Linked DNA regions of Mus musculus: region 1 is linked to region 2. A link is a loop called in an ENCODE intact Hi-C map of the cell type or tissue named here. Cell type or tissue: left cerebral cortex. All regions are shown on one strand. Each heading gives the region's core, and the rest is flanking DNA. Links, peaks and the distances in the headings are about the cores only.

Evidence for each region. Peaks named below come from ENCODE experiments on the same cell type or tissue, not always from the same donor. Only the 100,000 strongest peaks of a DNase experiment are listed, where the experiment ranks them.
Region 1: it touches region 2 in a loop (10-fold over the local background); 4 of 42 quality-filtered maps call a loop at or near these places.

Annotation. Positions count from the first base shown.
Region 1 is chr12:37,876,830-37,884,424 of GRCm38, forward strand. Dgkb (diacylglycerol kinase, beta) reads left to right here and starts at 3,688. Exons shown (of 26, transcript NM_001361686.1): 1 at 3,688-4,125. In left cerebral cortex, for the core only: no CTCF peak of the experiment used is centred there; DNase peaks (open chromatin) are centred at 3,926 and 4,735; H3K4me3 peaks cover 1,407 bases; H3K27ac peaks cover 1,778 bases.
Region 2 is chr12:37,765,508-37,773,102 of GRCm38, forward strand. No RefSeq gene overlaps it. Among named protein-coding and RNA genes, the nearest start is that of Dgkb, 110 kb to the right of the region's middle. In left cerebral cortex, for the core only: no CTCF peak of the experiment used is centred there; a DNase peak (open chromatin) is centred at 4,547.

The DNA of each region.
Region 1 (7,595 bases), core at 2,401-4,900, 110 kb after region 2:
ATATTTTCTTATCAGAACATGGTTCTCTGAAGTAGAAATTACTTCCTAACATTGTACCTACTACCTGAAAGTATGAAACTTCAGAATTTACTCATTGTAATTTTAGTGATTTGCATTTCTATGTGCTACTTAGCCAAAATAAAAAAAAGAAAAAGAAAAAGAAAAAAAAGAAAAATGAGATAGAAAGTATTGAAAGACAAAAATATACGGTAACACGATTTATTAAATATTTTGGTACTTAAAATTCCTGGTTGTATCCAGTGGAAAAAAAGACAGCATTTTCAACAAATGGTGCTGGCACAACTGGCAGTTATCATGTAGAAGAATGCGAGTTGATCCAGTCTTATCTCCTTGTACAAAGTTCAAGTCTAAGTGGATCAAAGACCTCCACAAAAAACCAGAGACACTGAAATTTATAGAGGAGAAATGGAAGACAGTGGGGAAAAGCCTCGAAGATATGGACATAGGGGAATAATTTCTGAACAGAAAAATAATGGCTTGTGCTGTAAGATCAAGAGTCAACAAATGGGGCCTCATAAAATTGCAAAGCTTCTGTAAGGCAAAAGATACTGTCAATAAGACAAAAAGGCCACCAACAGATTGGGAAAGGATTTTTACCAATCCTAAATCTGATAGGGGACTAATATCCAATATATACAAAGAGCTCAAGAAGCTGAATCCCAGAAATTCAAATAACCCCATTAATAAATGGAGTAGAGAGCTAAACAAAGAATTCTCAATGTAGGAATACTGAAGGGCTGAGAAGCACTTGAAAAAAATGTTCAACATCCTTAATCATCAGGGAAATGCAAATCCAAACAACCCTGAGATTTCACCTCACACCAGTCAGAATGGCTAAGGTCAAAAATTTAGGTGACAGCAGATGCTGGCAAGAATGTGGAGAAAGAGGAACATGCCTCCATTGCTGGTGGGATTGCAAGCTTGTACAGCCACTCTGGAAATTAGTCTGGCTGTTCCTCAGAAAATTGGACATAGTACTACCGGAAGATCCAGCAGTACCTCTCCTGGGCATATACCCAGAAGCTGTTCCAACTGGTAATAAGGACACATGCTCCACTATGTTCATAGCAGCCTTATTTAAAATAGCCAGAAGCTGGAAAGAACCCAGATGTCTCTCAACAGAGGAATGGATACAGAAAATGTGGTACATTTACACAATGGAGTACTACTCAGCTATTAAAAACAATGAATTTATGAAATTCTTTGGCAAATGGATATATCTGGTGGATATCATCCTGAGTGATGTAAACCAATCACAAAAGAAGTCATTAGATATGTACTCACTGATAAGTGGATATTAGCCCAGAAACTTAGAATACCCAAGATACAATTTGCAAAACACAAGAAAATCAAGAAGAAGGAAGATCAACGTGTGGATACTTCATTCCTCCTTAGAAGAGGGAACAAAATACTTATGGAAGGAGTTAGAGTCAAAATTTGGAGCTAAGATGAAAGGATTGACAATCCAGAGACTAACCCACCCAGGGATCCATTCCATAATCAGCCACCAAAGCAGACACTATTGCATATGTCAGCAAGATTTTGCTGAAAGGACCCTGATATAGCTGTCTCTTGTGAGGCTATGCCAGTGCCTGGCAAATACAGAAGTGGATGCTCACAGTCATCTATTGGATGGAACACAGGGCCCCCAATGGAGAAGTTGGAGAAAGTACTCAAGGAGCTGAAGGGGTCTGCAACTCTATAGGTGGAACAACAATATGAACTAATCTGAAACCCCAGAGCTCGTGTCTCTAGCTGCATATGTATCAGAAGATGGCCTAGTCAGCCATCATTGAGAAGAGAGGCCCCTTGGTCTTGCAAACTTTTATGCCCCAGTACTGCAGAATGCCAGGGCCAAGAAGTGGGTGTGAGTGGGTAGGGGAGCAGGTCGGGGTGAAGGTATAGGGGACTTTTGGGATAGCATTTGAAATGTAAATGAAAAAAAATCTAAAAAAAAAATGGGAAAAAAAGAGTAAAGGGGCATGAGGAAGTGGAATGGAGCTAAATTCTGAAAAAATATTCTTAGTTGTATCTTAGTATATATTTTAAACTAAAATATTGATCGTTTATTTGTCACTATGATTATAGTAAATTTTTTGGTAAACTGATATCTATTAAATAATTGATAAATGCTTTGTTCATTAATTAGTCCTTGTTTACCTAAATGCTATGATCACCTTATATAAACAAATAAAGAAATGGTTCTCTTTTCTTCCTTTTGAATTTGTTGTTTTTAGGGTTTGACTTTCTTGTGTTCCTAACTTGTTTAACCATGACTGTATAAGCCCTGTAATTGGTTATAAATATGGTAGACATAAGAAACGCTCAGAGAAAGGCATAGTTACTGTATGTATTACAAATAAAATTGAAGAGAATTAAGGTCATTTTTAGCTCAGAATCTGAAAACTAACAATAATGTGGAAGAGCTGTTCAGTGTGTGTGTGTGTGTGTGTGTGTGTGTGAGAGAGAGAGAGAGAGAGAGAGAGAGAGAGAGAGAGAGAGAGAGAGAACAGGTGTGTGTGTGTGTGAGAGAGAGAAAGAGAGAGAAAGGCAGGGAGGGAGGGAAAAGAGAGAACAGGTGTGTGTGTGTGTGAGGGGGGAGAAAGAGAACTGGTGTGTGTGTGTGTGTGTGTGTGTGTGTGTGTGTGTGTGAGTGTGTCTTATGCTACTCATTACATTCTATTACAGAACTATAACATGGACATAAACTATCGCTAGATCAGATGATGTTCTAACGTGGTGCTGATATGTTGAAATCATACCTCTATGATATTTTGTAGAAAGACTGAGAGCCATTAAAACACACATATCAGTGTAACCTTCACTATAGGAAAGTGAACTTGCACCTTAATTGCCAGCAGGTTTTGCATACATTGGATCATGTAAATTGATGTTATATTTTTATTATCCAATACATTACTTTTATCACATGACTCAAAAACCATCTTTATCTGTGTCCTGATTAGTTATAACTACACACCAGTTTTCTTCTTCATCATCAGTTCATTGCCTTTGTAGTTTATCAGATCCACCATCCAGTCACCTGCTCTAAGTAACCAAGCAGGGATGAAGCAAGAGAGAGCATTAAATGGATGAGGTGAGTGGGCTGCGACTGAGTAGCCAGTTAGAATATAATTTAGTAATAAAGAGAGGGTAGTCCGGCATCAGATTTCTGGTGGAGGGACAAATGTACACTAAGTGATAGGAACTGAAGACAATACAGCTCAAAGTCTCAATAACAGCTACTGATGGCTGCACTGTCTCCCCAACCGCCTGATCATAACTCAGCCAGCAGTTAAACAGCTGGGAAGCCCTGTCTCTCTGTCTTATTTCCCCCTGTGTTCCAAGGGCTATAGTAGCAACAGCAGCCTCAGCAGCCAGGCAGCAGGGCTATAGCTTGCAGCCAAGCAGACCGCCGCCGCCTCATCACCACACACACACACACACACACACACACACACACACACACACACACACACACAATTGCACACACTTCCCGAATCAACGCGTTGTCACACAAATCCTGGACCATGACAGATGAGAGAAGAGCAATAGGCACGGACAACAGGTATTTCCTCTCTGACAAATTCAGTTTCATTCCCAATGCTTATTGGTTTGCATAAGGAAAGAAGCCTAAGCGATACCTAGCCTGTGCGGACTACCAGAGGACTGGAGGTGGCCTCGGCAGGGGAGGGTGAAGTGGGAGGAGTGAGATGTGGGGAAGAGAAGAAGCCAAAATTGACTTTCAGGCTCCGGAAGCCTACAGCTCTCAGCCTCCGCTGTTTTTGAGTTGCAAATGATCTGGGAGTGGTGGGTTGCAGGCAGCCCCTGCCATCGCCTGGAAGAAGACTTCCATCTTTCAGTCACTAGTTCCAACGGGCCGTGTGTTCTGGAAGGGGGTGGCAGCAGGGAGGAGGATGCTCTGAGCAGAGTTCTTGAAGCTTTGCTCTTGGGGGAAGCCGGGCTGTGTGGGAGCCTTCTGACTGAGCTGAGAGCGTGTGAATTGGAAAGGATCCTGAGAGCTGGCTGGTCCCAGTTCATCTCCGGAAAAGCTGTCGCTCTCGCTTCAGAGATGCGCCTAGCCTTCGCCTGCATCACGCTGCAGTAAGTTCAACTCAGCACGGTTGGCAGTTTGAGTGGCCTCTGGGTATGTGGTGCGGGGGAAGGGAAGCCGAGAAGAAATGGCGAGGAAAGTTAGGAAAGCAGAGCTTCAGATTTCCCATGCAAATCTGAAAGCATTTTGTGTCCCTCATTTCTGTGCTAGTTATTGGTCGCCTGCTGTTATCTGCAGCAGAGAACCTAATGTTAGCTAAGTAAGTCTGGGGAAAGTGCTCGATTTATTGTGATTCCAGGCAATGAGACTGGCGAGCGAGTGTGACCTCCTGAAAGTTACGGATGAGAGGGAAGGTGGTTTGTGGGGGCGGATGGTGAGGAATCAAAGAAGCCGGCTTCGATTTTTAAATTCCCCGATTGTCCTAAATTCCATTCTAGATTCATTTCCTATTTGTACATAAACAAACAAACAAAACACGCACGACGTTTCCTTACTTTTATAACATTAAAACTAAAGATGAACTAGATCTATAGCTAGCTGCTTAATGACAGTCTGGGCGACACGGATGATCTGGCTAAACATTCAGGTTGTTCTCTGTGGGTGGGGTGAAGAGCCTCCTAGGTTCTTACTGCTACCATCGTCTCCAGCTCCTAACCAGTATCATCTGAAATACTTATGATTTGAAAGGGACGATTTTACATGAAGATGCCATTGTACTTAGCTACTTAACAGGGCTGTGTTCGCTGGCAGAAGAAAACGAAGGCTAAAGAACTTTCCAAAACAACTCCAGCCAGTTTATTCAAAGTGCAGATAACCAACTCTTTTAAAAATAGGTCAGCATGGGCCAGCCTATTGTAAAGCAAATTAGCGAATAAATAAGGAGTTTGGCAGAACCCTAAAGGTCTTTTCTGAAAGGAAAGTAGAAATAATTAACTTAAAACAGTTGGGATTATCTGACCAGTTTTTCTCTTATGGAAAATCGAACCCCCAACACATTTTCTTTTTTTTTTTTTTAATGACAGGAAAAACACAACAGAAACGAGAAATAAAAGAATATCATAATTAGAAAAGATCTTCCACTTAGTTGAAGGCTTGCTGGAGAAATGACGGTTTCACTGTATTTTATTCCAAGAAATATTATAGTTACAGCGGAAGGTACCTAAAGCAGACTCCAGGACTCCAGAATCTTCCAACAGACAACTGCATATAAACTATCATGGGCTTCGTAGGTCAAAGTGGTTTTGAACTTTTGAGGTAAAGTCTGTGGCCAGACAGGACTTACACCTGTTCTCCTACCCAGCTCTAAAACAGAAGAACTGTTGAATTTGAGGCCAGACCAAGTTACACAGGTATTTCTAGATTATGGAGTGTGACACTGTCTAAAAAATTAGAAAGAGAATATACTAAAATTAGTAATTGTGAAACGCGATGTAATTCTGAAATCTGCTGTTATGATAAAATAGGAAATCCAGGGCTGCATTTATCCTGCCAGTTTAGTTTAAAATTGTCTGACTCTTTCCCTAAATCATCCAATCTATTACTTTATTACAAATAAGTCAGGTCAAGGAGTAATGAGAATTGTTTTAACTAGTCAGCTACTCATCTCCGAATTCTCTAAATAGAAAGGCTCACTCAGTGTTTGGGCAATTTTTGCTCTTGCAATATTCAACTATTTAGGGGTCCATTCTGTTTATCAAAAACTTCCATGCATAATCTCTAAATTTAACTCTGAGTAGCTTATGACCCAGGAAATATGCTTGTCATGGTTCTACATATGCAGGGTAAATGTTTTACAAAGCAATAAAGAGAGAGAGAGGAGAGAGAGAGAGAGAGAGAGAGAGAGAGAGAGAGAGAGAGAGAGAGAATGAGAGGGAGAGAGAATGGGAGAATAAGAGGGAGAGAGAATGAGAGAGAGAGAATGAGACACACACACACACACAGAGAGAGAGAGAGAGAGAGAGAGAGAGAGAGAGAGAGAGAGAGAAAATCCTTACTGTAAGAATATGTGGTGGTGAGTTTCCAAGCATTTCCATAACACTATGACGACAGACACTGAGTACTTGAAATCAGATATTCAGCTAATTGAAAAAAAACCTGGCTAAGAATCCCACAGCCATCTATCAAGAGTTCTTCAAGAAAGAAGCTTATTGGAGCCAAGTTATAGCCATGTGCTTACTCCATGCTTCAGAATTTTTTTTCATACTGCAAGAGGACAGTATTGTATCTGGGAAGATTATAGTTAAAAGTACTTTGTAGAGATCTTATTTTAATTTTTAAACCATTAGCAAAATTTGTTGCGACCGTGCCTGGCCGAGGCAAGAAGCTTGTGACTCACACTTTGCCTTGCATGCTTTTGAAAGAAAGAAATATTTGTCGTCAGAAATCTCAAAGTTAGTCCCTGAATCTAAATCTACCTACTAATAACAACTGGGGCTATACACAGGCAAGGGAAACCATTTGAACATTATCCTTTCCTGGATGGCTTCTGGATCAGAACTGTGCTTGTCTATGCATGACAGCTACAGAACCTCCACAGAAGCAATACCTCCAGCCAAGAGCACCTGCCCAGGGGAAGCTTCAGGCAAAGTTGGGGATGATATTCTTTTCCAAGTCCTGTAGGATTTTCTCTTTCCTGAAACCCTGACATGAAGTTTAACCTCAAATAAGAGTTCTGTGGGTAAAGCATTTTGAATGAGTTATTTTATCAACGGTGTAGAAGCTATAGAAGGAAGATATTTTCTACCACGTAAAAGAAAATCCAACCCAGGGTTGAATTAAAAAAGAATATATTGAAAGTAATAGAGTTGACAATGGTAGGCTGTGATAACCTCCATGGTGTGCCTCCCACTCCTAGTCACACTGCTACCTGTTCTATTAAGAAAGAATTGTGCTGTGACGCAGTTGGCTTCAGTGTATCCTTTTTGAAGGGGCTGAGAGTTGGAGGTACTTGAGAAATCATGCTAGGTAAGAGAGATTGCCTTGCTCTCTTTGTACTCAAGATTCAAACCACAAGAATTGGAATCTCACTTGACCCCAAGTCTGAACTTGGCATAGTCACCATTCCAATTTCTGGCTTTACAAACTGTGGAAACAAAACTGGGCTGGGTGCCAGGAATTAGAAGATGAAGGAGCTAATACGGGAGAAAATGGTCTGAAAGTTCCAAGAGGGAACTCCTCCATAGGCCATAGGCGGCTGCTGGATAAATGTGGGTACCTCTTTTATCCCGTGAGACATGGAAATAAAAGTTCTTTGGGATGTATTTGTGGTAGACTTCAAAGTCAAGGATAGAGCAGAGACTCAGACATAGCCTATGAAGTTTGGTTATAAAAATTAATTAGTGTTCCCTTTGGGCAATCCTTATTAAAAAAAAAAAAAGGAAACTGATAAAGAATACTGTGTGGACGGGCCAGGTGACAAGATGAAGTGATGACAACATGGAATACCTCTGCTTCTTGCATAATCATTTCCTAAAAATTTGCCAGGAAACTAAAGGCCACTTTTACCTAATGAGGATAAAAC
Region 2 (7,595 bases), core at 3,055-5,554:
ATGGAAGCAGCTACGTTCTCTGCATCAGACCAGGCATGATTTTCAGAAAGCACAAGTGTGGTACTTGTGGCATATGTACTATGTCACATTTGCTGCTACAGTCACTCTGGTCTGATGCAGAGTTCGTTGCATAGATTACCAGTTACTACCAGTTACCTCAACATGTCAGGAAGAACAACTCAGTTTGCTCTGTTCTTTCATTAATTTTCTTATTAGTCTTTTCCACAAAAATAGCATGACCTTTGTGTTGACTTTTATGATCATGATAAAAGTCTTCCTGCAGACAAGAGTGTATATTTGGAGCTAGATATTGGGGGAGTATTTGTTGCTTTTTTGCTTCTTTGCCTTTTAACCTCATTGATCTTCCATCTGTCTCAGGAAATTCCAGTATCAGTCTCTTCTTCTTCCTGTAATGCCTTCTTGGCATCAATTCCTCTGATGTTCGCTTCTCTTGCACAGTTCCTCTTCTAAAATGATTTGGACATTCACTACAGAAAGCTACATCTCAAGAAGATTCATACTACCTGTGTGTCAACAGCTTGAACCCTACTCTCTTCTGTCTTCTCACTTCTGTCTGATCTTCACTACTTTATTTTGAAATGTTATTTATGGTAAGATTCAGTGCCTTAAATGTCAACAAATGCTTTACAGGAAACAGAGGAGTAATGAGAGATTGTTATAAACTAAAGGTTCAGCTGTGGGTTTTTGTTTGTTTGTTCGTTTTCTCTCTCCATTGGCTTATGCATTTCAGATGTGAGCAAAAAATTCTTTCTATTATATGACGTACTGACTGATCAGAACCTCAGTGATGTGGAGAGTTTGACATGTTGTAAAAACAGATCCAAATTACTCATATTATCTGGGCCATCTTTAGGTTCCTTAATAATTTAATTTATTGTCCTTCTCTGCATGTGGCCTAACATCTTTCTGACCCTTTGGTAAATTTTTTGGGATGTGTCTTTGTTAGACCTTCTATTGCTGCATTGAAAACAGCATAAATCTGGAGTGTAAAAAAAATTAAATTAAATTAGCAATTAAAAAAAATCATAACAAAAAAGAAAGTTCGGGAGAAAAAGGCTTATTTGGCTTATACTTCCGTATTGCTGTTCACCATTGGGGGAAGCTTAGAAAATAACTTAAACAGGGTAGAAAGCCCAGAGACAGGAGATGAAGCACAGGCTATTATGAGTACTATTGCTTAGTGACTTGCTTCCCACATCTTGCTCAGCCTGCTTTTTTTTTCTTTTTTTTTTTAATTAGGTATTTATTTCATTTACATTTCCAATGCTGTCCCAAAAGTCCCCTATACCCTCCCCCACCCACTCCCCCACCCACCCACTCCCACTTCTTGGCCCTGGCGTTTCTCTGTACTGAGGCATATAAAGTTTACACGACCAATGTGCCTGTCTTTCCACTGATGGCCGACTAGGTCATATTCTGATACATATGCAGCTTTCTTATAGGACCCAGGACCACCACCCAGGGATAGGACCGTCCACAATAGGTTGGAGTCTCCTCATCAACCACCAACTAAGAAAACGCCTTTCAGCCAGATCTTAGGGAGGTGTTTTCTCAAGTAAGGTTCACTCCTTTCAGATAACTCTAGTTTGTATGTGAAGTTGACCAAGACTAGACAGCACAAGATGTTTAAAAAGACTTATTGTTACAACAAAAAAGAAGGGGGCAAGGAAAGCAGTTTGATGGTGTCTGAGACCTATGACAGAGTTTCCACCACTTTGCTGAATCCCATCTACCTGATGTTTCTATCAATAGAGTTGAAAATACTTATTTATGACTTTCTTTATTGTTTCTATAAAAAAAAAACAACTTAATAATGTTACCTCATTGTAATTTAGAATTTATTTATGATAACCTGAATTTGTTTTTGTAGGCTACTGCCATACATGTGTTTTCTAGACTAATGTATCCCTTAACCCCTTTGATGTGATGTGGAGAGCTATTGGTGCCATTTCAAGAATATTATTAAGAATTTGACCTTGGGCTAGGACAAGGAAGTAGGCTCAAGATCTTGATCATCTTGATAAGTTCCTGAAGACCATGGGACCTTTGTTCATGCCTTGTTTGTTCCTTTACTACTTTGTTTATGCCTTAGAACTGGCCATATTCTTTGCATGTACTTAGAATGATATAAAAGCAGACTGGAAAAAAATTAAACCTGCTTCGGCACTTGTTGAGATCGTACTATAGTGATGTCTGATTGTCTTTTCTTTCATTAATCCTTGCTCCCTCCCTCAAGACCCTGTTGACTTATTGAGTCATCTTGGCCAATGTGAAACTTGTGTTTTTGTTTGATAAATGTTATTAACTCAAATGCTTAGAGGCATGAGAAAATTGAAAAGTTTTATTAACAAATTCTATTTTAATATAACCTTTTTTCAACTTGTAAAAGCTAATGACTATTTGAAATTTTTAAAATATAAATACTATGATACAGTAATTTAACACATCCAGGAGCCTAGCTTTAACAATAGGCTACTAGTTTCTATATCTCTGCAAACTTATGAAATTTATCTTCCTCCTGAGTTCTAGATTTGTAACCAACTGATCTGATGATACATTTATCAAATATCTAAGACCAGCCATGTTTAAAATACCCAGAACAGAGCTATTGGTTCTTTGATATTTTCCTGCTGCAGAAAAATGGCACCATTCTGACTTAGGAATCAAGCCACATCATGCCTTTTCATCGCCACAATTCAACTAAACCATAAGTTTCACATTGTTTCAGGAAATACTCAGAAAGAGTAAGAGGGAAGTCACACTTGTGCAACTCTCTACTCTGTGGGGCTGACTAGCCAGGCACCGGTGGGCAATGGCCGACCTGTTCTTATCTCGTGGAGACTCTGACTTATTACTCTACAATCTCTCCACCCAGCTCCCGAGGATCCCACTGGCAAGTTGTTACCATAGGAAACCCATGCTTCAAATCCTTCACATCCTTTGTCATGCACCTCAGGCAAACCCATGCTTTGCTTTCTATCTTGAACTCAGGCCAGCTGTCCTGTGAAGGAAAACACAACACAAATTTAGTTCAGAAATGAAGGTAACTCAATCATTGGGTGCAACAACTAAAACTTAATCTTGTAAGCCTTATCAAAATCTGATTCCTCTGGTGGCGAATCAACAGGGATTTTTTTTTCCTGGCCTTAATTCTTGCTAGTGTTATTACTTACTTACATTTCTTAAACACATTTGAGACCCCTTGATCATTGGAGAAGTAAAATGCTTTGTCTATATCAGAATGATGGCATTTCCTTCTCCATGGAGGATTGTATAGGTAGGTTTCCTTCCCCCTCCATGATCCATTATTCAGTTCATTGTTGCCTCAATAAACTACCTCCTGACTGTCCCTTGCTTCATTTTCCAGGTGCTCAGACATGGTCTTACTATGAAGCTATGTGTTACATTCACTTTTCCTGTGAAAATATGACCAAATCAAAGACAGACCAAAGAGAAACAAATGGTTGTGCTGACTTATTTTAACAGCACAGAAGGGATAGTTTCAAGAGCAGCAGAACCCCAAACAGCCTTCTCACTGCTGAACCCCATCCATCCTGGATGATTGCCTCATAGAGATGTATCATGCCGTGCCTTTTAAAATCATCCTTGTGCATTATCTATCTCAAGATCTCTTCCATCTGGGAAGGAGAATAATAGCTGGATTCTAGGAAAGGCTTTCCTGGGGAATGGGGTAAATTGCCTCATTTCCATAGTTACTCTATTGTCTATTAGTTTATTGGTGTACACTAGTTTCCATGGTCATAGGGCTTGGGATTTGGGAAAGAAAAGTCCATCATGATATAACATCATGCCTCAAATTCAAGTGGACAGGCAAGCAAGTAAATAAATCAACCAGCAAACAAACTGCCCTGAAATTTGCTATTTAGCTCTGACAGGCTTTGAACTTCTGATCTTCCTGCCTTCATTAATATACTATAGCTATAGCGTAATTTTCTTCTTTTAAGACTAACTATAATCTATATTTAAAAAAAAAAACTATGAAGGCAATTTGGCACATAGTACTTTAAAAATATACATATTTGAGGCAAGTGGTTTGAGTACCTATCAGAAGTCAAATTCATCAGAAGGATATCAATATTTTCTGAAAATTCTGAATCGCTCGATGTCTGAGTCATCGTGATCTGGCTTGAGTAATTAGCGCCAGCATTCCTCTTCCTTTTGAACCAACCAAACTTTCTCTTTGAGCCTCTCCATAGTTATACTTCTGCTCTTATCTTATTACCAGGGAAATCAAGGTTTTCTTTAACAGCACCTTAGGCTCATTAAATAAGACAATTTGTAAGCTCAAGAATTGTATTAGCTCTGACAGGAAAGCAGCAGAGAGAAGAGCAGGAAGACTGTGCCTCTCAACTGAAGCCCAGAGACAGAGGTGGAGATGGGGGTGGGTGTACTAGAGAGTCCCAAAGAGTAAGAGGGAAGTCACGCTTTTGCAATGGTGGTTAGCAAGCAGCAGCATGGCAGAGGTGTGGGTGTGGAATAGAGTGCCAGAGAATGAGTAAGGAGGTCCAGAGCATCAGTGAGTCATCCCAGGCTTTGGTCAGCATCCAAAAGCAAAGGGGATACAAAGGAAGGAAAATGTAAGCTCATACAAGTCAGCAAGCCCATGGGCAGATGCTCCAAGTGCCAGCTGACAGAAGCTCCACAAAATGTTCCACTAGGCAGGAAAAGTGCTGAGGGGATAGCAACAAGCTAAGCTGTCTTTGGGTGACTTAGACTTCTGAGGGATGGGTGTAGTAAGGCTCCTGGCTAGGTGAAACTATTCTAAGAAGATACTTATGCCTCGCAGTCTGATTATCATACTATTATACAAATGGATCACAAAGAGATGAGAAGTTCCCAGGAATCTTATGGTTAAGAACAGGCAATGCCCTTTTCATAGTTACTCTACTTTGTAACTTTGTGTTTTTTCAGGCTGCATATTGCACCCAGGAAACACCATTTTCAAGTAGCTGATTTTGCTCTAATAAAGGTTGACTGCAGCTCCTGGGAGAAACTAGAAACCACATTATCTGGCAGTCACCATCAATATATCACCAATTAATAAGATGTATTCCTACAAATAGCAAAGAAGTCTATAAGTTTATCAGGGAGCCTTGAAACTATGGGGCTATTAAGTCATATAGTATATTGCAATCATATCAGAGAAATCAATCCCGAGAACTCACTGGACACACAAGACACTGTGATGACAAAGTCGCATGCCGATGTATCATTTGATGCCTGGGGTATGGGGCAAGAATCAGATTTGGATAATCCCCAGTGTCCATTCAGCCTGCTCAACTAACCGCCTACCTCTTCACTTGTTTACAGGTCTGGACCTGGGCCTGATCCATCTCCTGCTGCTGACCTGGCTGACTGCACCTTGTTACATTGAATTTTGCAGCCTTGCTCTCAAACCTGAAACCAACAGTTACCAGAAGCATCTTCCTCTTGACACCGGTCTGGCTCATGACCTTAAGTCTACAGACTTTGTCTCTGGTTATACCGAAGCCTTTTGAAACCTGCTGAAACTTCTTGAACTCATATTCATTCTTGTGTGTGTGTGTGTGTGTGTGTGTGTGTGTGTGCATGTGGTGTGTGATATGAGGGGTGATATCAGTAAATAAGATAGGAATAAAAAAAATCTGCATTCATCTCAACTAAGCCCCTTAGATATATGTACTTTATGACAAATTACTGTCATTGAACCAGGTAAACTTTTTTGTTTTATTGTTAAATTCTGACAATATGGACATACTATGTGTATTTCTCTCTTTCTGTGTTATCGGGACACTTATGATAAACAAGGGGAAATTTGTCTCAGAGAAGAGAGATCCCATGGTTCTGACAACTTGCCAGACCATCTTACAGGTTGAGAGACTGAAGCCCAGACAATGAGCCTTCAGTGGTGGGCAGAGCCGTACATGCCCAGGAACTGCTTAGGAGTTTATATCCTTCAGTTTTTGTTTAAATTTCAATTTCATTCCAGGAATGTAAAGAAGACAAACTTGAGGGGGTCACTGGATCTCTTTTTTTTTTTTTAAAGACTTTATTTATTTGTTATATGTAAGTACACTGTAGCTATCTTCAGACACACCAGAAGAGGGAGTCAGATCTCATTAGGGATGGTTGTGAGCCACCATGTGGTTGCTGGGATTTGAACTCAGGACCTTCGGAAAAGCAGTTGGGTGCTCTTACCTGCTGAGCCATCTCACCAGCCCGTCACTAGATCTCTTTGTTCCCCTTCCTGCTGCGGTCATATTGAATAGATAAAATCCCCTTTCTGCTGTCCACTATTAAAATGTCTCTTTGATAGGCATATTGGGGATTGGTGGTCACGGGTGATTGAAGGATCAGTAGATGTTGGCACGGGGAACAGTTGTAGACTTCTGGATTACAATCCTATCACAATGCATAACTCACTTCTGCTCCATATGTGTTCCCCTAGAGTGCAGTACCACAATAACAGAAATTATTCACCAAGGCAGAACTTCTTACTCCATTATTAACATAGGGCTATAATTAGATGAAGTGACTTCTAGTAGTCTGGAGAAATCTTGGGGGGATTAACAAGCATACTTGGGAACTACTACTATTACTACATCACTTTCTGGTTCATATTCTTTCCGTTCATTGCCTGACCCATATTTGTGATCAGCAGGTCTCAGTGAAGGAATCTTGGTACAATCAATCCCCCAGTCTCTAACTGGGACAGGCTTCACTTCACATCCTGGTTTTGGTACCTTGCTCTTCTCTGGCCACCTGTGTCTGACTACTGGTGAATATTTTAAACATCTGGGAAAGAACCTTTCTACAAAGCTATTTTCTTTAAAAAGTAAGGAGGTTCCATCCTTCCATTGATCACCTATTACAATAATTTTACGCTAAGAGATTGATGAAATGCCAAAAAATAACTCTGTCTCTATGTTTTATATGTCCCTGGCCATCTCTCTTAGGATCCAGGACTAAGTAAACAAGGTTTTTAGTGAGATACAAATTTAACAGCTGTTTCCTACTTCATGAAAATCAGCTTCTGCCAGTAATAACTGAAAGTTTGATGTGTTTCAATATATCTATCTCTCTTAGGAGACTCTTTTCTCATCCCCTTTACACATAGAAATTTGAAAAACATGCCTTACTCGCTTCTTAAATGTGACTAAAGCTGAGAATCTCACAACTGTTTAAAAAAAATATGTTTTGGTGAGAAAAAACAAACACAGCAGCCAAGCAGATGAAAAACGCTAGATTTCATACATAAAGAACCACCCTCAATTGCCATGCACTGTGGTTCTACACAGACATGTGGGGGTAATCATGTTGAGTGTAGATTAGGGTATGGCAAACCCACTGTGGACTTGGAGATCCCAAGCAGTCCCTCCCTGCACCAGCTCCCCCAACCCCTACATTACCACTGGTGATGCCAAAACTGTCCTATGCAGAAGAAGAGGAGAAACATTGATGGGAGGCCAAGCATCAAGAATGCTGAATCATCTGCTCTTTGAGGTGGGAGGGCATTCTCAAAATTTGTACATAGATGAAACTTCACAGAAAATAAAACTCCGCTTAGGCAAATC